3 separate regions of the Homo sapiens genome follow, and regions 1 and 2 are each linked to region 3. The links are chromatin loops, found by intact Hi-C in ENCODE. Cell type or tissue: heart left ventricle. All regions are shown on one strand.

Region 1 (8,000 bases), 210 kb after region 3:
CCGTTGAGGAAAATAGCCCTAGTAACCAGCAAAAAAGCCTGGTATTATATCTCCTGGGTATAGAAAAGACATCAGATGTTTTTCTCTCTGGTCTAAATTTCTTTTTATTCTCTCTGTAAATCTAGAAAAGTATTCACATTTCATTAAATTGATTCAGATTGAATCTAAATGAGGGTTAAATATAATTTTCTGAATGCTACCAACCTATAATTCCTGTGTCTAAATAAAAATAACCAACAGTTTAAAATGAGGTGATGGGTGAGATTTCATTTGGTGGTTTGAAGCCCTCTGAATTTGCTACAGATAATCAGATTTGCCACAGAAAGTATTTGTATGCTTTCTTTACTTGTGCTTAATATTGGCCCACTTTTTTTTTTTTCTTTGAGACAGGGTCTTGCCCAGGCTGGAGTGCAGTGGCACAAAGCTCACTGCAGCCTTGAACCTGTGGGCAAGTGATCCTTCTGCCTCAGCCTCCCAAGTAGCTGGGACTACAGGAATGCAACACCACAACCGGCCTTTTTTTTTTCATTTATAGGGATGGGTCTCAGCGTGTTGCCCAGGCTGGCCTCAAACTCCTAGCCTCAAATGATCCGCCCACCTCAGCCTCCTAAAATGCTGAGATTACAGGCATGAGCCACCCTGCCCAGCCTGGCCTGGTTCTTTTACAAAACATTCTAGATGTTTATGACTCACGTGTCTTTGGTACAAAAGAGGGGTGGGGGAAACAGGGTGTGTCCGGAATTGGTGGGTTCTTGCTCTCACTGACTTCAAGAATGAAGCCGCAGACCCTCACGGTGAGTGTTAACAGCTCTTAAGGTGGCGCGTCTGGAGTCTGTCCCTTCTGATGTTCAGATGTGTTGGGAGTTTCTTCCTTCTGGTGGGTTCGTGGTCTCGCTGGCTCAGGAGTGAAGCTGCAGACCTTCACAGTGAGTGTTACAGCTCTTAAGGTAGCACGTCTGGAGTTGTTCATTCCTCCCGGTGGGCTCATGGTCTTGCTGGGCTCAGGAGTGAAGCTGCAGATCTTCGCCGTGAGTGTTACAGCTCATAAAAGCAGCGTGGACCCGAAGAGTGAGCAGTAGCAAGATTTATTGCAAAGAGCGAAAGAACAAAGCTTCCACGGTGTGGAAGGGGACCCAAGAGGGTTGCCAATGCTGGCTCCGGCAACCCGCTTTTATTCTCTTACCTGGCCCCACCCACATCCTGCTGATTGGTAGAGCCGAGTGGCCTGTTTTGTCAGGGTGCTGATTGGTGTGTTTACAATCCCTGAGCTAGATACAAAGGTTCTCCACGTCCCCATCAGATTAGTTAGATACAGAGTTTCGACACACAGGTTCTCCAAGGCCCCACCAGAGCAGCTAGATACAGAGTGTCGATTGGTGCATTCACAAACCTTGAGCTAAACACAGGGTGCTGATTGGTGTGTTTACAAACCTTGAGCTAGATACAGAGTGCCGATTGGTGTATTTACAATCCTTGAGCTAGACATAAAGGTTCTCCACGTCCTCACCAGAGCAGCTAGATACAGAGTGTCGATTGGTGCACTCACAAACCTTGAGCTAAACACAGGGTGCTGATTGGTGTATTTACAATCCCTGAGCTACATGTAAAGACTCTCCACGTCCCCACCAGACTCAGGAGCCCAGCTGGCTTCACCCAGTGGATCCCGCACCAGGGCTGCGGGTGGAGCTGCCTGCCAGTCCTGCGCCGTGCGCTCGCATTCCTCAGCCCTTGGGTGGTCGATGGGACTGGGCACCGTGGAATAGAGGGTGGTGCTCGTCGGGGAAGCTCGGGCCGCACAGGAGCCCATGGAGTGGGTGGGAGGCTCAGGCATGGCGGGCTGCAGGTCCCGAGCCCTGCCCCGTGGGAAGGCAGCTAAGGCCCGGTGAGAAATCGAGCGCAGCGCCGGCAGGCTGGCACTGCTGGGGGACCCAGTACACCCTCCGCAGCCACTGGCCCGGGTGCTAAGCCCCTCACAGCCCGGGGCCGCAGGGCCGGCCGGCCGCTCCGAGTGCGGGGCCCGCCAAGCCACCCCACCCAGAACTCCAGCTGGCCGGCAAGCGCCGCGCACAACCCCAGTTCCTGCTCGCGCCTCTCCCTCCACACCTCCCTGCAAGCTGAGGGAGCCAGCTCTGGCCTTGGCCGGCCCAGAAACGGGCTCCCACAGTGCAGCGGCGGGCCGAAGGGCTCCTCAAGTGCCGCCAAAGTGGGAACCCAGGCAGAGGAGGCGCCGAGAGCGAGCGAGGGCTGTGAGGACTGCCAGCACGCTGTCACCTCTCAAGGGGATATGGGATGAGCCAGATACCCCAAAATATCTTCCTAAACTCCACAGAAGGGAGCGAGGCAGGGCAGAGGGCACCAAGGGAGGTGCCCCGTGAGATTCTGCACAGAGGGTTCGAATGACAGGGCCTTGCTGTGAAAGTCACCGAGTGCGCTTGTTTTTGTTTGGGTGGAAATCACTCAGAATAACATGGCTCGCTGCACTCAGATGCCAGCTCTTGGGATGATATTAAATCTCCCTACTGAATACAAAGTCTCCTGTTAAAAAGCAATCAAAATAATCCTCAGGAACAGGTGGACGATAAATTAATGAGCACAATCTTTTCCTTCAAATTGAGCTGGGGAAGAAATTAATTACTGGGCAAACCGGTAACAAAGAGGGATCCCCGCCTCCTGCAGCCTTGGAGCCCTCTGTGATTTTGTTCTCCCGAAATCTAATTTCCATGAAACACTTCAGGGAAGTGTGTATCGCAGCATAAGAATTTCTTAGCAGGCGTGCTAATATGAACGCCATAATTCCCCAGTAAGGAGATCTCGCTCTGCTCGAAAGGCCTGGGACTGACAAGGATGATATTTCAGAGAGGTCTGCAGTTCGTTCCCAGACACTGTTAATAACCACCATACAGATTAAATGAGGACTGAGCTGGTGGGACTGGACCCCCGGAAGGTGGATATAAATTTTATTTATAGGATAGATATGTACAAATACATAAAATCTTTATTTTCAGTGGCATAACTTCTATATCTGCCTAGAATACAAATACACTTTCCTGGGTGATCCAGTGTCCTTTGCAGAGAGTTTCTAAGGCAGAAGCCTTAGCAATGTCACCCTTGCAGCTATTTATAGGGCCCTGGCACTTGGTGGAAGCTGACTAATGGTGGCATGCCAAATGACACCGAGAACACTGCTGCTGGCCCTAAATCATCCTCTCATGAGTCCACACTCTGTGGCCCTTCTCCCTTCCCAGGCTGGGATGCCGCTTCTGTCTGGGGTTGGGCAGACACGGCCAGGACTCAGCCCCTGTTAAGGGGAAGGAGAAGGAGAGTAATGTTTGCCTGAGCCAGGTCCTGTATTAGGCTACTTACATTAAATCCTCTGGGCCACCTGGGAGGTTGGGCAACTGGCTTCCTTGGCTTGAACACGAAGAAAACAAGACTCAGAGGTTACATTTCTTCCCTCTGGGACAGACCACTGAGACCTGGCTAATAGCAGTGGGATATTCCCGACTCGGTGGCCTTCCTTTGTCCCTTACGCTTCTCACTGCTGTTCAGTGAGTAACACTTGATTTTCTTTATCCTGCTTGACTTTCAGTGAGCAGCTGGATCTCAGCTGGGAAGGAAACCTTGGAAGTGCTCCTAGGACCAGGGCTGGAGGAGCCAGCCGGCCCTGCCCTCCCTGTGGGAGATGCTGACCTCCTCCTAACCTCCCTTTCTGTTTCCAGCCTGTAAAGTGAGGGCGTGAATGCTTAATTTCCCAGGCTGGTGTGAGGAATCGATGGGACAACTCAGTAAACGGCTGACCCCTGCCTGGCACGGAGGTAGTGACAAGCCCTGCCAGGGTGGCCCGAGTGTCCCGGTGCTGGGCCCGCCACTGCCTCTTAGATGTTCTTTCATCTTGGACGTCTGAGAGGCAGTGAAATCGCTTCATTTCTCTGAGTCTCAGTTTCCTCATCTGTGATGTGACAATCACATCCTCTCATGACTTTACGTATAAATCAGTGAAAATGGTAGGTTATTAATTTTTAATTTGAAAAACAGAAATTTTTACAAATGCAAGCCCCATTCTACAATAGTGGGCCACATGGGACTCAAAAGTGATGGGACCCACCCTTAGACCCATTAGGATGGCTATTATAATAAACAAAACAAAATAGAAAACAACAAGTGTTGGTGAGGATATGGAGAAACTGGAACCTTTGTACCCTGTTGGTGGGAATGCAAAATGGTGCAGCCATTGTGGAAAATCACATGGTGGTTTCTCAAAAAATTAAGAATAGAATTGCCATGTGAGTATATTCCACTTCGGAGGATACACCTGAAAGAATTGAAAGCAGGGTGTCAAAGAGATACTTGTGCACCCATGTTCACAGCAGCACTATTCACAATAGTGAAAGGAAGGAGTAACCTACGTGTCCACTGGTGAAAGAAGGAACAAACAATACGTGCTCCACATACAATGGAACATTATTCAGCCTTAAAAAGAAGGAGATTCTGGCTGGGCGCGGTGGCTCACGCCTGTAATCCCAGCACTTTGGGAGGCTGTGGCGGGCAGATCCCCTGAGGTCAGGAGTTCCAAATCAGCCTGGCCAACATGGCAAAACCACATCTCTACTAAAAATATAAAAATTAGCTGGGCGTGGTGGCACACACTTGTAGTCCCAGCCACTCGGGAGGCTGAGGCAGGAGAATAGCTTCAACCTGGGAGGCAGAGGTTGCAGTGAACAGAGATCATGCCATTGCACTCCAGCCTGGGCAACAGAGTGAGACTCTGTCTATAAAAAAAAAAAAAAAGAAAGAAAAAAGAAAAAGAAAAGAAGGAGATTCCTGCAACATGGGTGAAACCTCAGGACATCATGCTCGGTGAAATCAGCCAGTCACATAAGAACAAGTAACAGTATGATTTCACTTATATGAGGTACCCAGAGAGTCAAATTCATAGAGACAGAAAGTGGAATCGTGGCTGCCAGGGTTGTGGGAGGGAGAATGTGGAGTTCGTGTTTAAGGAGTACAGAGTTTCAGTTTGGGACGATGACAGAGTTCTGGAAGATGGATGTGGTGAAGGCCGTGTAACAACGAGAAAGTACTTAATGTCACTGGACTGTTAAAAAAAATGGTTAAAATGGTAAATTGGTTAAAAAAAAAGAGGAGGGTTTTTAAAATGTTTCCCTTCCCACTCTGCCTTTGCCTGCTTCTCTCAGGCAGGGCCAGCTTAGCCATGAGAAGCTGACCCCTTCGACATCGACTGTCTTGTTTTAGACAAGAAGACTCAGAGAATAAACAGGCTTTGTCCGGGCAGTTTACATCGGTGGGAGGGAAGTGAGCTCAGGGCGGGCTTGCCTGAGCTGGAGTCCCTGCCGTGGCCTTCCTCAGCAGGCCTCAGCTTTCTCCCCGTTACACTGGGGGTGATGATAATGACACATCTCAGAGGTGGTGAGGTTTGAATGAGCGAACACACAAAACGTCTCACAGCCTGTGGCATGCATAAGCAACTCAATAAGTCTTAGCTATTAGTATTTTACATGTAAAAAGAGAGAAGGAAGGAACCACTTCTATTATTCCAGCTTACATGGAAAATAAAGTGGTCTGTGCAAGCAGCTTAATGCAGCTGCTGGCAAAATTTGGTTTGCCCTTCCAAAGTCAGCCCAGAGAGTCTGCTGGGGCACTCTCTGTGTAGCTGGTGGGACCTCTATATGCACAGGAAGGTCCACTGCACCCCAGATACCCCTTTCCCAAGGGGAGCCTCTGGAGCCTGCCTTACCTGGGAGGGAAAGACAGAGGAAGAATTATCTCTTCTCCCTGCCCCGTTAGTCTCGGGAAACTTCACAGGCTTGTGACAACCTGCTCCCCTTTCACCTCCCACTCCTCCTTGCCTGCCACAGGGGAGGATGAACTGAACTCAAAAAATGACTGTTCATGGCACAAAGCCTAATGTATTACTGGGGCCATATTCATGGCACCAGCATAATGACAGCCTCAGATCTAATCACATAAATATGAACGTTGAGATTTGGACAAATCATGACCTTGTTGCTGTGTTCCATCGCTAAATCCAGAAGAAAGTGTTCTACACTATAACTATGTAGGAAGCCGGGGTAAAACACCAAAGATCATTTAAACTGAGATGAAGCTGGCAGAAGCTTCTTAATGCTGCACGCAGTTGAGAGGTAGAGACTCAAATCACCCTTTAAGAGCTGATAGTGCCTGTGTTCTAAGAAACCCACCCTACATGAACAAGTGACCATTAACCACAAGTCAGAATCTGAGAGTTGGGTCTGGGGAAGCAGGTGTGGAGGGGTGACGAAGTGGGGTTGTCACTCTGCAGCCCTTGCTGATTTGATTTAAAAAAAAAAAAGAGTTTCAAGTGTATGTTTGGGTGGAGATGAAAATGTTCCTTCACAAACAGCTGCTCCAACAAATCAGAAACCAAAGCTGGGGGCCTGGAGTGGCCCCAGCTGAGCTGATTCATCCTAGACTGCCCTGACGGTCTATATGTGGAGTTATCTAAGACAAAACAGCCGGGACGTTGGCTGATGAAGAAGTGACCATTCGGCTGGAGACAGAGTCAACGCTTTCTCTAAAGCAAGAGCACATCCCTTAATCTCCTGCTAAATACTGTAAGGAGACATCAGCATAAGATTGGGGTTGAAGGCAGAGGCCCCTAGGTTAAACTCCTGCCTCTACCATTGGCTAGTTTATAATCTTGGGCAAATTTCTTAACCCCTGGAACCTCAGTTGGCTCATCTGGAAAATGGAGATGATATCTCTTTCTTACATGATAAAATGAGATAATTTTATGAAGTATCTAGCCCGATACCCAGGCTGAATCTGTCCTGGAGAAAGACGATTCTATGGCAGGACCTGGGAGGCTGTGGCCAGCAGCTCTGTGCACCATTCCAATCTTCGCGACCCACTCTTCCTCCAGCCGCTACTGTGCAAGCTTCAACCGGCTTCCAGCAGGTGTAAATAGGTGGCCCACATGGCCTATCTTGCCCAGGGCTGCTTTGAGGTGAGAAGTGGAGTGACCCAGGGAACCTCCTCTACACACACACACATACACACACACACACACACACACACACACACACACACAGAGAGAAGCACAGGGCGTTGCAACCCCTGGTCAGTGTCAGCCTCCCGTGGGAACGCAGCCTCAGCTGCCCATAGCTGTGGCATATGGAGACTGTGTCCCCGTGTGGCTTTCTCTCCTTCTCTTCTTCCCAGTCAGGCCCCCTCTCTGGCTCTGCTCCCTGGGATCACAGCTTGTACTGTGATAAGATTTAGTCCCAGGCTCTGCTTTCCAGGTGCCAGGCTGAGACATGGGATGAGTGGGGCAAGGGGAAACATTCCCCTTCTTTTGGCGTTCCATGGCTGCTACTAGACTTGGAAGGGCTCCAGCATGCTGGGACCCTCTAGGTGATGAAGGGAGGCTGCTCCTTAACCCTTGGAGGCCCTCAGAGCTTGGCAGGGCAGGGAAGAGAAGTCTCTGGTGGTTGCCATGCCTAGAAGCTCTTCATTCACCCCTAATATCCTGCTAAGTATTGTAAGGAGGCATCAGGGGAAGATTGAGGTTGAGGGCAGACGACCCTGGGTTAAAATCCTGCCTCTACCATTGGCTAGTTTATAACCTGGGGCAAATTTCTTAACCACCAGAAGCTTGGTGGGCTCATCTGGAAAACGGAGGTGATGTTCCTTTATTACAAGATAAAATGAGATAATTTTATGAAATATCTAGCCTGATACCGAGGAACTGCTTAAGAAGTGGTTATTGTTATGGCATTCTCTTTGACCTTGGCTTGTCTGTGTTACAGAGACTTAGTGAGTGACTATTAGATGTTGATGCTTCCTTTATTCTAGAAAATAACCTAAACAAGTAAGGCTCCAACACCATTGTTCTTGGAGAAAGCTGTAAAGTAACCATTGATCTAAAGAAAGATATTTTAGACTCAGAAACCAAGTAAGTTGTTTTGCTTTTATCTTTGCAATACAAATGGTTGGGCTTGGTG
Region 2 (8,000 bases), 47 kb before region 3:
CGTATATTCACATGGAATGAAGAGAGGAAAAGAAAGACAGGAGAGAGACATTGAAACTCTGCCAATAATCCTTTCTAGGAGTGGCACACATTCCAATCCTGGAGAAATGATGACATGAGGCATGGCAAGAGAGTTTTAAGAGAGTTCAGCTTTTCACTTAAACAGAGTACTGGGATGTCACTGTTGGAAAGTGCTCACAATTTCTCATCTAAGCCGAAGTTGTCTGTTCTCCTTCCTACCTTAACAGTTTCTCACTGCCTGAAGGCAGCTGCCAAAACCCCTCTAAGCAAGCAGCACTCTTACCCACCAAAATCTATGACCTCTGATGAGAAACTCCCACTATCCCTTTGTACAACTTCAGATTTTGTCAGCATTATTGACGAAATCCCACAGATACGATATTACAAGATACAAAATTTAAGACACGATCTTGGCTGAAAGACTCACGATCCAAACGCAGTAAACCTTTCATCTCTCCTTATTCACTCTGCCTTTAATTTAAAATATGTGACGCTGTCAAACACCAGCCAGGCCTCGCTACACTCCTGAGGGAGGGGTCGCTAGGAAACTGCAGAATTTGAGAAACACAGGGACATTCTAACCAGCTATTCCTTCTTTCTCCCCACAGCCCCCTCCCTTCTCTGGCCTGTACAACTTCCTTAGTCCCATCTCTGTTACTCTGATTGTGGGAAAGGGATCCTGCACTCTAATTGTGTGATGGGTTATTGCATCTTCATTTATGAATTCTCTAATCTGGTATTCACTTTCAAACACTTGGCCCTCTTTGGCAGCCAACAATGCATAACCAGGCTTGGGAAGCCTTCACATTTGACAAGAATAGAGAACAACCGCTTAGCGGAGACCAGGTTACACGTCAAATGGACTCTTTCCAGCTTCATCAACAAATAAAGCAAAATCTGAGTGCAGGGCTGAGTGTAGGCTGTTTGGTGGAAGAGAACAACACTCTTGAAAACAGCCAGCGGTGCAGACACCAGGGTGTGCTCCTCCAGTGTTTGGAGGGCTGATTAGTGCACAGTAACCACAGGGCCACAATCCTGAGTTACTAACCACATAGCTGGGTTCTCAGAGAGAAAGACCACATTCCCAGACAGGCCACACCACCCTAGTCTGCCATGGGGGTAATGCAGGTGGGACCATCACGGCAGGTCCCACCCGTCCCCATGACTCCATTTTGGTTGCTGAATTCATGAGAAGGACTCAGGCCAAAAGAAGGTGGGAGGTTCCAAGACTGTGGCTTTTATTTCTCCAAGGATCTGCAAAACTTCAGATTGTTCAGGAACAGCAGGAAAATGTACTGCCTTGGTTCCAAATCACTCCAATGAGAAGTGCTGCCTGCCTCCTCCAAATACCTGGAGCCAGGGAATTACTCCCATTAGGCCCCACCATAGTTATTTCTGGACATGATGCAACCTGAGAGATTTTTTCATGCCACAGGTAGATTTAGGGAGAACTCAATTATATTTTCCTTGCTTTTTAGTAACATTAACACGCCACTGGTGACAAGGGGACATTCCAGCTTGCCACAAGTCCAGTACGACCACAGATCAGGTCAGAAGGGCTCTTGCGGGTGATAGACAGCTCTTGCAGCAATGTTTTGCAACACACCAGCACACAACATGCTTAAGAATTGGTGTCTCTCCCTCTGCTGTCTCCATGTCTACATCAAAATTAAAGAGAAGAAAATAATAAAATTAACCCCCAGAAAGTACCTATCAGTACTTGCACTTAATTCATTTCCACCTAAATCCAGGCCGGGTAATATTCTTGACATTGTATAGATCTAATGACAATGTCTTTACTTCTTTTTAAAGTTGAGCCAGGCACGTGACTGGTTTAAAGGCCACTTAGTCCAAAGGACAGGGAGTCATATCTTCAGGTCATCCTCACGTCACTATCCACATGCTTTCATTAAGTGGTCAAAGCTGTACGTTTGAAGCTACAGAGTTCACCAAATAAACAGAATGACTAAGAAACCAAAACCAGGTGTTTTCACATTTTTAGAGTCCCCTGACAGTGTGGTTCGGGGGTTTGGTTTCTGTATCACATCTGCTAAGTGTGCAGGTCATTTTCAAAACCACGCATGCTGAGAGACTAGCAAACAAAGGCAATGATCATGAGGTTAAAGTAGACAAAAGAAGGCAATTAAAACATTTCCACTACCCATCATATAGGAGAAGAACATAAGTACACCTGTTGCCTTCTAAATAAAATATATATTTTTCCTTTCCATAATCGTAGAAAGTAAAAAAGACTTAAGAAATGAAGTCAAGGTCTATTTCCACAAAGGCTCAAGCAAGACAATACCAAATGGGTACAAAATGAAAGACAACTGAAAATCAAAGGTGGAGTCGGCTCTCAGAGGTCTCCAAAGCTCGGTGTCTAAACTTAGCTGTGCGGGCAACACACACACAGACATACACAACCAGTATACGTCAGTTATTTTCGAACCCTGGAACTCACACAAAGACATGACCAACCTGCATGTGCCCCTCTTCAAAGTAGTCCCCTGGGGAGACCCTTGGTATTCCCATGATGCTGTCATCATTCAAAATATTTCTGGAACTCCCCTAACGGGTTGGCCCCCAGAGACAACAGCATAATGTTCATCCTCTAAAGCACATTTGTTTTTTGGAAACAGCTAACAACCACTTGGAGCCAAGCGTCACGAATAAGGCAGGTGATCAAGCTTGGAAATTTTGTTCTTGGTCAGAAACTCACAGTGGGCACCAAATGGCAAGTATAATTTCTCCTAAGGCTCATAGACTAGCTGTGACCACGATGCCAAAAGCAGAGGTTCAACAATGTTCTGAACGCTGAAAATAAGTGTGAAGTCTCCTAAACAGCATGCTTGAAACTCGCCACTTTGAATACACTTGTTCTGATTAGACTATTACAACCAGCCTTGTGTCTTTATAACAATGTCTTGATAAATCACTACTGCACATCCCCAACTCAATGTAGCCCCAAGCAAGTTATTAATAACAAGGGGATGCGGGACACTTCAACTGCCAATCAAGAGACGACAGGCCACAACCCTGCACAGAGATGTCTGCATTCCACAGGCAGATGTCAACGCCCAGGAGTACGTGCAGACATAAATATGCACTATACGCGTGTGCAGAGATCTATATATACACCACAGATTCACAGCTCATCCCAAATCATCCTTAGTGGGCTTATCCTAAATATAGATAATAAATTCATGTTAATAATAGCTGAGACCTTTAAAATGCTCTGAAGGAAAACACACACACACGGATGAACACACACACACACGTATGTACATGCACACACACACACACACAGAGCCACCCTTATGCATTCCTGCACGCTGATCCACTGTGGTTTTCTGGTTTCCTTATCCCTGGGGGGAAAATTTTGTCAAAAAGATACACCCAAGAAATGTAAGCTAAACACTGACAGAGGCCTTCCCTGGAACACTTGTCCCAACATGCTATGATTTGAAAAGATGAGGGGGTCACTGAGAGACCAGGTCGAGGGAGAGAGAGGAGCAGCGGAGCAGCCACTGATTTGGAGGCCTCAGGGCTTGGGATTTATTTAACAGATTTTCTGAACCTCAATCTCATGGAGAATGAATTCTTTCAAGGGAAAGCGATATCTTTTCTTTTCTAACCAACTACAAAAGAACTGGTCCACTAGCCAAATATAATCAAGTTTGGTTTGGTTATATAGTTTGCCAAATATAACCAAGGAAAGCACCAGCTGTCTGTCTACCCATGCTTGCGGGGCAAAGGTTTATGAGGAAAATGGCATTATCCCAGTTCCTGGCAAACAACCTGTTCATAATGTACAGCACCGCTCAGGAGGAAGGGTGAACACTGGATTCAAATTCTAAACCCACAGTCCCAGCTAGTCGGGAGGCTGAGGCTTGAATGGTTGAGCCCAAGAGTTCAAGGCTAGCCTGGGCAACAGAGTAAGACCCTGTCCCTTGAAAAAAAAAAAAAAAAAAAGCATAACAGTATTTAAATAAACTACAAAGGGAAATATAAATTTATATATCAAAAAATAAACGTTATAAGATAAATAAATACATTCTAAATCCCTCCTCCCCTCTTCTAGCTGTGTGACCTCGAGCAAGTTACTGATGCTCCCAATGTCCCAATGTCCCCTTTTTGGGATCTATGCAAAGTGGGGTATGCAAAAGCACTCATCCTCCTGGGGCTGCTGAAGGGACTGACTCCGTGGGCATGGAAAGTTCCCAGCACAGTCCCTGAGTTACAGTCAGCTATTATTGCTTATGATGATGGCAACCTACTAAAGGCAGACACTGATGTTCTCCTCGGCAAAAACAAAGCCTTGTGAAATGGACATCCGCCTAATTCTCCCCTCAAACCTTGCCTTGAGTATTCTGGAATGGTGGTAGGGTTCTCCTCCTCAAAGAAGTAACCCATCAGAAACCTGGCAGGGACAAAGAAGAGGGGAGTGAGGGAATGCAACCAGGATGGAGACAGAAACAAAAAGAGAAGGGAAAAATCAAGAAGGCAAACAGGGGAGGGCAGGAAAGCCAACAGAGTTGTCTGTTCACGCACAAAAGCCTGCTGGTGCTTCCTCCAGTGCAGGGAGCCTGCCCCACCGCCCGCCACGGGACTAAGACAGCGCCTCCTCAGGTGTGGTCCAGGGACCCATACAAAGCCTTCACAACCCCACAGGCATGTGCCAGCACACAGCAGGCAGGTGCAGCACCATGGCTCTTGCAGAAAAGAGGAAAGAGCTGGAAGTGACCTCCAGATCCCAGGGAATGTCAACAAGGAAGTGGCTCTATGCCATTTGGACACTGGCTGGAGATCATTGCGTTAAACATCCTCCCTTCAGAGGAGCATCAGGAAAGGGTACGTGGCCAGCAGGATGCAGTACCAGGGAGAACCACTTGGTGCGTACCATTCTAAGACATGTTTTCAATAAATCCGGAGAAAGATTAGGAGTCCTAAACCACAGTTAACCAATTTCTGGCCTAGTGTTTACATCAAAGTTTGCATATAAGCCACTCAGCCTATCAAAATATTAAGGAAGTCACTGGGAATTTTATTTTATCCAAGGGGTGGAAGCAGTGCCAACATGATCTAGCCTGAGATTCAGCTGTGTCTGGCCATGTGTGACGACCTGGGGCCACAGTCACTGGAAAGAAGATACCGGCAGGGCATTTAGTGTGTGCGGAGGAGGATGAGGGAAGTTTTCTCTCCCAAGCAGCCTGGGGAGAGGCCGAGGAGAAAGGAATGCTGTTGTTTGGGTGACCAGCCCTGGGGAGCTGTGCGTCCCTGAGTCCTGCGGAAGGAAGGGCAGATCGGAGCTGAGCAGCCATTTTCATGACTGATCTGCTGCTTCGTGTCCAGCTGGCACAGGCGACACTGGAGGGGAGAGGCCCGGGACTCCACTTAGACATGGAACACAGTGTTCCCCAAAGCCGACTCCAGGGATGTGTGGAGGTACCAAGAGGGTTTGTAGTTTGGCAGGTTTGAGAGGCAACACCCTTGGCGGGGACTGCCCTCTTCTCGGGAAGAGCCCTGGAGATGGCTGACATGGGAGCAGATGACATCCACAAGGCAGGCATCCAAGGGCATCCAAGGGCTGTTCCTGATAGGCACGTCCTGGACCCCTGGAACTGAATGGGTGGAACTTTGAGAAAAGACAGGGCAAGCTGGTTAACACTGTTACTATGTAACCTTACAACACCAGCTGCTGAGGCCTGGAGAATCCCAGGTGTAGCCTTTAACACCGCCCACTCACCCCCACCCCCACCCCCAACGCATGCAAGAGGCTAGTGAGGACTGCAGTGTATGGTGGCAGACGCTTGGAGATGCTCCGGCCAGGTGCCGAGGGCACAGGGGAGGAACAGGAAAGCAGGCCGCCCTGAGCCCAATAGCGAACCGCAAACGCTTCCCAGCACAGAGAACCAGGGCTCTCTGGGAAAGGCTGACTCCAGGTCTGGGGCAGGAACAGACAATGTGACCCCGGGAATCTTACCACAGTATACAGCAACACGGTCCTCAAAGGCCATGACAATCACGCCAATGGGATGTAGGGCCCACCTCAAGCAGCTTTCACTGACCAAAGCTGGGAAAATGTGAACCCTAATAATAATAACTGGAATAAGCTGAAATGCAAATGTGTAAGTCCACATAATGCCATAAAACCAAACAAGCAAAAAGCCCTATCTGGTTACCACTGACTAGAAACTGATAAATAAAAGGAAGAAACTGACATGGGTGTTATCTTTCCCCCATGGACAGTACCACCAGGTAAACAAATAGTGGGGGTGGGGGGAGTTCTCTTTATACAAACAGCCTAGCAAAGAAATTACACTCGCAGATAGAATTAAAATGTTACAATGTTGAAAGCCTAAAGAACTAGGAGATACAGACACTGAGTATCAATGGTTGCCTCCACCACAGAAACCCAGTGCCCTGTGCCTCCAGGTCCAAGAGTGCAGCACAGACCCCACGTGGCGAGCAGCCTCGCCCATCCCTCAAAGAGGAAGAAACAAATCAAATGGGAATCTCATCAAGGCTCTACACCCGACTTCACATTTGCAGGAAACAGAGCACGGAGGAACATGGAAAACTACCCCACGGAGACGCAAGCCACAAAATCCAGGCTGGAAAACAGTAAGGCGATTCCCAGCTCCCTTCACAAAAACCTGTACGCACAAGTCAATGAAATGACCAAAAGCAGAGGGAAAAAAGAAAACTCCGATTTTCCAAGAACCAGAGGTTGTATGAATCAACCACAGTCGGTAACTTTATATAAATCCTGAATTAAGAAAAATTATAAATACAGGTATAACATTTAGGAACCAAATGGAGATTTGAGCGATAATTAAATATGGATGCCCTTAAGGAACTTGTTAATTGTTTTTAAGTATGATTTATGGTACTGTGAGTTCAAACTATCTTTTAGAGACACACACTAAAATATTTATAGGTAAAATAAGATGATTTCTGGGGCCCATTTCCAGGGTGGTCATGGACAGGACAGGGCTGACCATAGGCTGATCGGATAAAGGCAGGGTGAGGGGCAGGCAGAGTTCATTATACTATTGAGTCTACTTACATATATTTGAACTTTACTATAATAACTTTTTTTAATTGGGCTAGTAGGATGAGAGGAAGGGCGTCACAGAGGAGGTGCCATCTGAACCGCATCTTACAGGGCATGAAGGCCGGACGATGCTCCCACCGAGACAGTGCGGGGAGGAGCCACGCGGGGAAGAACCGACAGCCAGTCCCCGTAGGGCAAAGGCAAAAAATAGTTGAGGCTGGAGAGAGGTGGGAAGAAGCCAGGGCTCCAGGGAGATAAGGAACCAGCCATACTTGTGCTTCTGGCCCTACAGGGACTCTGGTGACCCTGCAGATGGTGGCACTGATGGGACTATAAAAGAGAGGGGCCTCCCAGGAAGGCACCACAACAGATGTGGCTGCTATGTGTGACTAACCGCCCTGGTCAAAAAATAGGCTTGCACACTTTGGAAGACAGTTTGGCAGGATCTTACAAAACTAAACATACACTTTCTATACAGTCCAGTGAGCGCACTCGTTGGAATTTATCCAAAGGAGTTGAAAACTTATGTCCACACAAAAACCTGCATACAAATGTTCCTAACACCTTTATTCATAATTGCTACAATGTGAAACAACCAAGATGTCCTTTGTCATGATGGACACATCTAGGCAAATGGATTAACTGTGGTATATCCAGACAACGGAACAGTATTCAGTGCTAAAAAGAAATGAGCTCTCCAGTCATGAAAAGACATGGAAGAACCTTAAATACATAGGACTAAGTGAAAGAAGCCAATTTGAAAAGGCTACATACTGAATGATTCCAACATTCTGGGATAGGCAAAGTGATGGAGACAGTAAAAAGATCAGTGGTTATCGGGGTTGGGAGGGATGAACAGGGAGCACACAGACAATTCCAAGGGCAGCGAAGCTATTCCATATGACACTGCCCAGAACAGAGTG
Region 3 (8,000 bases):
GGTCTTTGGTCCACCGGGCAGTCTGCTTAGGCAGAAATGACCTCACAGACCGCCTGAGCTCATCCTCTACCACCAGAAACTGCACCAGGATTAGCAATTTCCAAAGAATGTAGATACTCCTCACAGAAGAAACAGCAACCAATGTAAGAATGCTTCCCTGGTGATACAGGTACTAAGTCAGGATCTAACGTGATCTCTGATGCTCCCTATGAAAAGAATCACTGTGGAATATCCCAAACTACAGAAGAGCTGTGAGGCAGAAGCACCTCTGGACTAATACGATCACAAACCCTTTGAGCTGCTTTTTACAAAAATACTAGTTTTCAGCTGCTTCTTTAATTTATGCTGCATACATGAGTAAATATCTTTTTAAATTTTTTAAATGAACTTTTCAAAAGTACACAAAAATAAAACAGTAGAATGAACTCCATGAACCCACTGGTCAACTTCAACAGCACATCTGGCTTCTTCCATGATCCCCCCCCAAATACGACACATTGTATCCACAGTTTGTATTGTTCTTCAAAAAATAAGGATTTTTAATAATATAACCACTAATAAAGTAGGAATTGCCTTAATTGCAGATGTGCAACCCGCAGATATGAAGGCCCAACTGCAATGTGACACACGAGAAAAAGAAAGGCTGTAATTGGTCAATTCTAAGATGCCCTTTCCTCCACCACCCCCGACTGGAATGCAGCTCACAATCAATGACGTCGGCAATGCTATGGGCTGGGCAAGGCCCATGATGCATTCTTACCAGCCCATGCTCAATCATCCACATCTGCAGGACATATACGTCAATGGCTTAGAAGAAAATCCAAGAAACGACAATGAAGCAAGCACTCTTAATCCCTAAAAACCAAATCATGGTGGGATAGGAATGGATGGTGAATTGAGGAGTTAGGCAAAATTCCCAGAAGAGTCAAAGGCTGGCTACCTCGACTTCATTGCCAAGCTGTCTTCAAAGTCCAGAACCAATGGCTCTTAGTATTTTTATGGATTTTTTTCCTTAGGAAATGCTACATCACCAGCGCTTTTGGTGGCACAGTGGATGACTCTGTTTGAAGAAAATAGGCACTAACATCTGAGTCAAAAAGTGACTCAGAGTGCTTGGACTCTGAAAAACTTTTAGAACACTTTGCTCAATGTATTTCACTTGTATTTTCCTTTGTATCTATCTATGCCCGAGAGTGATATATGGAAAAATTGATGTCTCGGTCTGAAAGAGCTCTTTCAATAAGTAGAAAATAAGAATGCCAACTGATAAGAACCCGTTGTGTCACAGGTCAATGGACAGTGTTTTTTCTTTCCTAGTGGTCCACAAAATAATGGCATGTTTGACAAATAATGGCCTCTCGGAATTGATGAAAAAGTTGTATTCCAGACACAGGGGAAATTAGTGATGATCAAAAGTGAGACAGGAAGACAACTAAGTGAGCTCCCTGGCACAGGGGATGGGGCAGGACAAGGGCAGGAGGGGAAGGAGAGTGCGGCAGGGCAGGCCTTTTGAAGGTCACAGAGCAAAAGCTCAACATCTAGGTCAAGGGGAAAGCCCCAGAGGCAGCAAGGAGGAAACAATGAGACTGGGAGGCATCCCACACTGGGCCAACCCTCTCATCATCCAGGACAGCCATACAAATGCCCCTACCCAACAGTCATCTACACTTACCCAAATACTGATAACAGAGTACTTAATTCATGGGCATCTCCAAAACACAGGCCTTTAATTTGCACCGGCTCCTCAAGCTCTCACAGGGCAATTTAGCTAAGAAAGACCCTTCATTTGAAGTGCGTCATTTTTCTAGGGCAGCAGCCTGTCAGAAAGAAAAGAGTTCACTCCCTGGACTGGTCTCTGACGCAGAGAGGAAGAAACCTTGATGGCCACTCTTGAATGTGAAGGCCTCTCAAATTACCTGTTCTTTTTCCCGCCATGTAAATGCTCCAGTTGTTTTATCCAGAAGTACACTGGACGCACGGTGCCTAACCATCCCAATGGTTTTATGGGATTGGTACCTACCAATCCGATAAAATATCTAATGACCCTTCATAAATGAGAATGGCCTCTATGAAAAGCACCTGCATGCCCTCACCTTGAGAACCAGGACCAGCCACAACTTCCCACAGTTCCGCCTCCCTGAGATTGGCCATGAAGTCACATCTCCATTTTACTGTCCCCAAGTACAATACTATCTATCACAGAAGCTCAGTGTTACCCACATTGCCAAGAATAACCCCCCTCTCCAAAGCCTGGGTATCAGGCAGGCATCTGATCTCTGGTTTCCTGCAAATATGAATCAACAAACCCCACTCCCACCCGCAGCAACTCCCAAAGATCACATCACAGCGGAAATCCTGTGCTGGAAAAGGTGCACAGGGACCCAGGGGGATTTCTCGTTAAACAGCAATATGTGCAGAAAGCACTTTAAGAATGTGTACTGTTCTTCAATGGTGCACCTAACAATGAATGACTTACCCGATGCTTGGTGCTTCACAGAAGTCAGCTCAGGAATCAAGAAATGAGATTGTTCCACAAGCATATCCCACGAAGCTGATCAGCAAATTAAACTGCTGGAGCAGTCTAAATTAAAACTGCCTCGAGCAGCTGCAGGTCTGTAGTAAGGGAAGCGATTATGAGAGTACACACAACCTTTTAACCAGGATGCATTCATGCCTCATCGAGGAGACCAGAACAAGAACAGGTGACCAAGATGTCTACAGCATGGAGGGAAACTCCACCACTAGCCAACCAAAGGCAACATCCTTCGGGAAAGAAAACTGGCTCATTTGTTTAGCAAAAGAAACCAAGGAGTAGAGAGATCACCGAAAAAGAGGCTGGACGAAGATGAAACCAGGGGCTACCTCTGAAGCAGAGGGAACCACAATGGCTCCCTCTTAGTCTCAGCTCCAATCCTGCCTTCCCCATGAGCCTACGTGATCACCACTTTAATACTGCAACTATCCTTCCGCCCTCATCCCTAATCCCCATACACTGCTCTATTTTTTCCACAGCACACAGCACCTTTCTGCACACGACGTAACTGACTTCATGTCTACTGTCTGGCTCCCCGCAGCCCCCCACTAGAATGAAAGCTCCAAGACCACAAGGATTCCGTGTCTGCTACAACAACTGGTGTACTCCCAAACACTCAAGCAGTGCCTGGCACATAGGAGGGTCTCAAGAGATACTCACTGAAAGAATAAATGAAAAGAACCAGAGCCAGTTTTCATCTCTGCTCCTTCCGGAGGGGCAGCTGAGGATTGCGGCCTTCAGGACAGGCAGAGGCCTGGAGGGTAGGAACACAAATTCCATGGAGCAAAAGGTAAAAATGAAGAAAAGAGCAGCCGGGCACGGTGGCTCACGCCTGTAATCCCAGCACTTTGGGAGGCCGAGGTGGGTGGATCACTTGAGGTCAGGAGTTTGAGACCAGCCTGGGTGGTGAAACCCTGTCTCTATTAAAAATACAAAAATCAGCTGGGCATGGTGGTAGGTGCCTGTAATCCTAGCCACTCAGGAGGCTGAGGCACAAGAATCGCTTGAACCCGGGAGGCGGAGGTTGCAGTGAGCCGAGATTGTGCCACTGCACTCCAGCCTGGGCGACAGAGTGAGACTTTGTCTCAAAAAAAAAAAAAAAAAAAAAAGCAAAACAGACCAGCACTACTATCAAAGCATTATCAAGTGTGCATCTGCTCCAAGATGCCTTCCAGGAACTTTCCAAATGAGGCCGCAGTATGAGGGCACTGCCAATGCAAGGAAGGGGCATGGGAGGCCCAGGGAGCAGGAGCAAGCCAGGTTCACTGCTGGCTGGCAGAAACCCTCGGCCAGGAGTTGCAGAAAAACCCCACTGCCTCCAGAGGCCCTGAGGAGATCTCTTCCACCAGACAACCCTGGGTCTGCCACCTGTGAGCTCTGTGACCTTGGGAAAGTCACTTAACCTTTCTGTGCTTCAGTTTCATCAGTACACTAGAAGAAATAAAAGGGCTGAGATGAAATGCAGCCCTTTTATTTCTATGCACAGTGAGTGCCATGAAAGTGTTTATTAAATTTTGAAAATTAAAACGTATTAATATATTAGCCCTCCCCACAGTGGTTCACCCCAGACCACACAGAAAGGCAGTCTCATTACAAGAAGGTCTAACCATAATGGCTCAGACAGAAGGAATGAAATCAAAATTAACGGACTAAGGCAGTGGTTCTCTACCAAGGGCAATTCTGCCCACCTCCCACCCTCGCCAGGACACTTGGCAATGTCTGCACATTTTTGGTTGTTACAACTTGGAAGATCAGGGGTGGGAGAACTACTGGCATCTAGTGGGGAGAGGCTGGGGAAGCTGCTACACATCATACAATGCAGAGGACAGCCTTGCACAACAAAGAATGATCCAGCCCAGTGCAGTCGCTCACACCTGGAATCCCAATGCTTTGGGAGGCCAAGGCAGGAGGACCGCTTGAGCCCAGCCTGGGCAACATAGTGAAACCCTGTCCCTACAAAAAATTTAAAAATTAGCCTGCTGTGGTGACACATGCCTATAGTCTTAGCTACTCGGTAGGGTGAGGTGAAAGGATCACCTGAGCCCAGGAGTTTGAGGCTACAGTTAGCTCTGGTTGTACCACTGAGCTCTAACCTGGGTGGCAGAGTACAACTGTCTTAAAAAAAAAAAAAAGCCAGCCAAAAATGTCAATGGTGCCAGAGTTAAGAAACTGAACCAGAGCAACCACAGTCCCGAAAGTACCCTTGTCCCTGCCCAAATGCATGTCCTGACCTGAACTCTGGAAATTCAGTAACTCTACCCCCAACCCTCCTGGCCATTCCTCTTCCCTAAGAGTTAGGGACAGAAAACTGCCAGCCATGGGCAGGAGGAGGTGGTCAGCAGAGTGGCCTAGGAGAGACTCTCTGTTCCATGGGGAGCTCCTGGAAGGCTGCGGCAGAAGGGACAGTTGACCAGGGCAAGCAGCCAGCAAGGGCAGGCTGAGCCATGAGGGATCGGCCCATTTCCCAGCCCCCAGGCAGCCAGCCCTTAACTGCTTCTTTGTGACAGCCCGCCTCAGTGAGACAAGGGGCTCATATAACTCCCATAGCCTGGGAAAGCTTTTTAAATGTAAGCCTATGAGTGAGACTCTATGTGACAGTTTTTGTTTATCTCCAAATCCGGCCCTGATGAATCACTGTCATCTACATTTCAGCATGCTAAGAAACCTAATCCATATAAAACACCCCATGCTTCTGGGGCCCATACTAGTAGACATGACTAAGTGCAAAAATGCCAGTGTTTCACCCTGTGCTGCAGGAGGCAAGAGCCAGGCAGGAGCACAGTGCCACCTGCTTAGAGCAGGGAACCCTAGAAAGGTGGGGGCCCATCAGGGAAGATGGATTAGTGTCTTGAGCCCCTTTTATTTCCATGGTTTACAATAGAGAAAGGTGGGAGAGGCTTTCTGGACTGGGCAGGTAATCTGAAGACAGCTTTCCTGCCAACTCCATACTGGGTTCATCATGAAGATCAAGCACAGGGCCAAGGTAAAGGAATCTTCACACTGTTAAGAGAACAAGGTCAAGTTCCACTCTAAGGACAGGAGTGATCACTGGTGAGCACACATCAATGAATTCAATGTAATTCTCCATAGAGGAGAGTTCCCCGCCAGGCCCAGCCTATCCCAGACCCATTCAGGGGGGTTTGCATATGGAAGTACCAAGACATCCCTCCTCCTTAAAAACACCTCACCCATAAGGCAGTCTAGAGGCAAGGCCACAAGATTACAATGGTGGAACCAGAACTCTCAACAGTAACAGTGAATCAAGACTTACTCAGAGGGAAAAGGGATTGTTCCCATCATGGAAGTGGGGCTAGGCCTCCTTCTATCCAAGTGGCACATTTGCAGGGGTGACAATCAGCATGTTCACTATGGCACAGGCACAGAAGTGGGTCCAAGAGGCCCCTCAAGTGTCAGGATTCAACCCTTTGATTGCTGAACATGGGAAAGAGATCCCAAGGAAAGACCAGGGCAGCTAGGAACCGGAGGGCACTCAGGGGGTCTCAAGGCAGAGCATATTTAACAACCAGCATGGAAGTGCCCCACTGTTACATGTGAGTGGCATGGCTAAGCCAGTGTGTTTCCATCTGGATATCCACTGACTTGTACGGCTCAGCATCACCCATGCAGAGCTTCCAGAAGAGGCTTCACAAGGACAAAAGCACAAAAACCAACAGGGAGCATAGACTTGGCCAGGTTTGTGTGTTTTCTCATCACGTGAATTCTGCTGGGCACTCCAGGAGACTTCACAGGCTTTTCCCAGGAATACCTAGCTTCCCTTCCTGGGATCTCAGCCAGAGCCTCACAGTCGACTCCTGCTTACACCTGTGTCTCTGTCCCAGGCAGCCTCACCGCACCCCCCGCCACCCCCGCCCCACCACACCTGCTTTCACTAAGCCCACTGCCTCTGGACTTGCTAGAAGTTAGGCAGGACAGTGGCCTTGCCTGCTTTGACACTAAAATCAGTATCTTCCCAAACTGACTTCCCTCTCCCCAAAGCCCTAAGAAACATGAGCAGTAGCAAGAAGAAATTATGTCTTCCCCAACCCAATCTCCCCCACCCCCTCTCCCATCATTTTTCTGACCACCTCTTCCTCTGTTCCAAACAGGAGACCAACCACTCACCCATCATTCATCCAAACAGGAGCTAGGGTGGGGAAACTGACAGCGGGTCTGAAGACTCATAAAACCTTCACCAGCCTCCCAGGTGTCCCCCACCCCAAGGTCCAACAGAGCCTGGGCAAGCTGACCCCACTCAGTGCTGGGTAAAGCAGTTGCTTTTTCATTTTTGCTCAAGGGTCTAGGGAAGAGCTCGTTACTTTTGCACTGTTCAGCAGTCACACAATCTGTTTCCATTATGTTTGCTGACCCAGAGGCAGCCACAGCTTCACTCCAGAATTGGGAAACTTTATTTTCTTTAAAGAGAGAAGTTTATGTTACAGTGCCACTGTCGGATTATCTGGCTATACAGTGGTTTTCCCTGCTACTGTCCTCCCTGTGTCAACTTCAAACTCTCATTTGAAGTGGACTTTCTTTAAACTCCAAACTGATGATAGGTGGCAAGGAGTGGTATGGGTGTTCCCCTCCGCATCCACCAAGATGCTCACAGATTTTTGGCACCCATTAAACCACGTGAGGGCCCCATGCTCCACCTCAAGTCATGCATGCTTCCAGGGATCACAGCGACCTGCCCTTCTAACAAGAGGGGCAGGGCTACAGAGGGAGAGCAGTGGAGCTCAGAACCTGGGATCCCACCACAGGAACCCCTCGTTCAGGGACACGTCTGTCCACTGTTGGACACTACAACTGCCTAACCGCCAAGGCAAGCTGCACCCTCCACCCACATTCCCGATGGCTGCCCACTACTGGGATCCCCATTCTGACACCACAATTGGGTACAAGAGAGCTGGCATGGTGTCTGGACAACTTCCCAAAAAGTCCGTCTCTAACAGCATTTAAGATTCATAGCCCAAACCCCAAATGAACCAGTCAGATCAATCTCAGAGGTGGGGGTAACGGATAAAAAAAAGAAAGACGACTATTTTCCAGAAATCAAGAATTGTATCAGGAATACCGTGAACTTAAGATTCCTGGTTCACTACACTTTCAAGGGGATATTTAGGCTTTTATTTTTTCATTTTCCTCTTTTAGAGATAGCAGTTATTCAGCACCCACTAACAGTATTTAACTCTCCGAACAAGGCCATGAGGTAAGAATGATTACTCCCACTGCAAAGATGAGGAAACTGAGGGTCAGAGAGGTTCAATGCATCAGTGAAGGTCACTAAGCACAAAGAGGTAAACAGCTAGGTCTCACTCAATGCCAATAAGTGGATTTGTGCCATTTCCCTTTAATGTCTACTACTAGCTCAAAAACATTACTAGTTCCCAAATGGTTCAGCTTGGCATTTGAAGCCCGTTACAATTTAGTTCTGAATTTCTCCAACTTTACACCCTAACGTTCCCCTCCA

Evidence for each region. Hi-C counts contacts between places; a loop is a spot of excess contacts. Peaks named below come from ENCODE experiments on the same cell type or tissue, not always from the same donor. Only the 100,000 strongest peaks of a DNase experiment are listed, where the experiment ranks them.
Region 1: a loop joins it to region 3, with 2.1 times the contacts of the local background. A loop is called at or near these places in 7 of 110 quality-filtered maps.
Region 2: it touches region 3 in a loop (2.2-fold over the local background); 19 of 110 quality-filtered maps call a loop at or near these places.

Annotation. Positions count from the first base shown.
Region 1 is chr1:229,859,553-229,867,552 of GRCh38, reverse strand. It overlaps LOC105373162 (a long non-coding RNA gene), which reads left to right and starts at 591. Exons shown (of 4, transcript XR_001737830.1): 1 at 591-794. In heart left ventricle, no CTCF peak of the experiment used is centred here; a DNase peak (open chromatin) is centred at 3,677; H3K27ac peaks cover 2,869 bases.
Region 2 is chr1:230,117,941-230,125,940 of GRCh38, reverse strand. The region is part of intron 1 of GALNT2 (polypeptide N-acetylgalactosaminyltransferase 2); the gene reads right to left. Among named protein-coding and RNA genes, the nearest start is that of GALNT2, 55 kb to the right of the region's middle. RefSeq lists a silencer at 1,425-1,719 and enhancers at 2,461-2,670, 2,681-2,810. In heart left ventricle, a CTCF peak has its summit at 4,908; a DNase peak (open chromatin) is centred at 5,376.
Region 3 is chr1:230,070,764-230,078,763 of GRCh38, reverse strand. The region is part of intron 1 of GALNT2 (polypeptide N-acetylgalactosaminyltransferase 2); the gene reads right to left. Among named protein-coding and RNA genes, the nearest start is that of GALNT2, 7.5 kb to the right of the region's middle. RefSeq lists a silencer at 7,086-7,266. In heart left ventricle, no CTCF peak of the experiment used is centred here; a DNase peak (open chromatin) is centred at 4,963.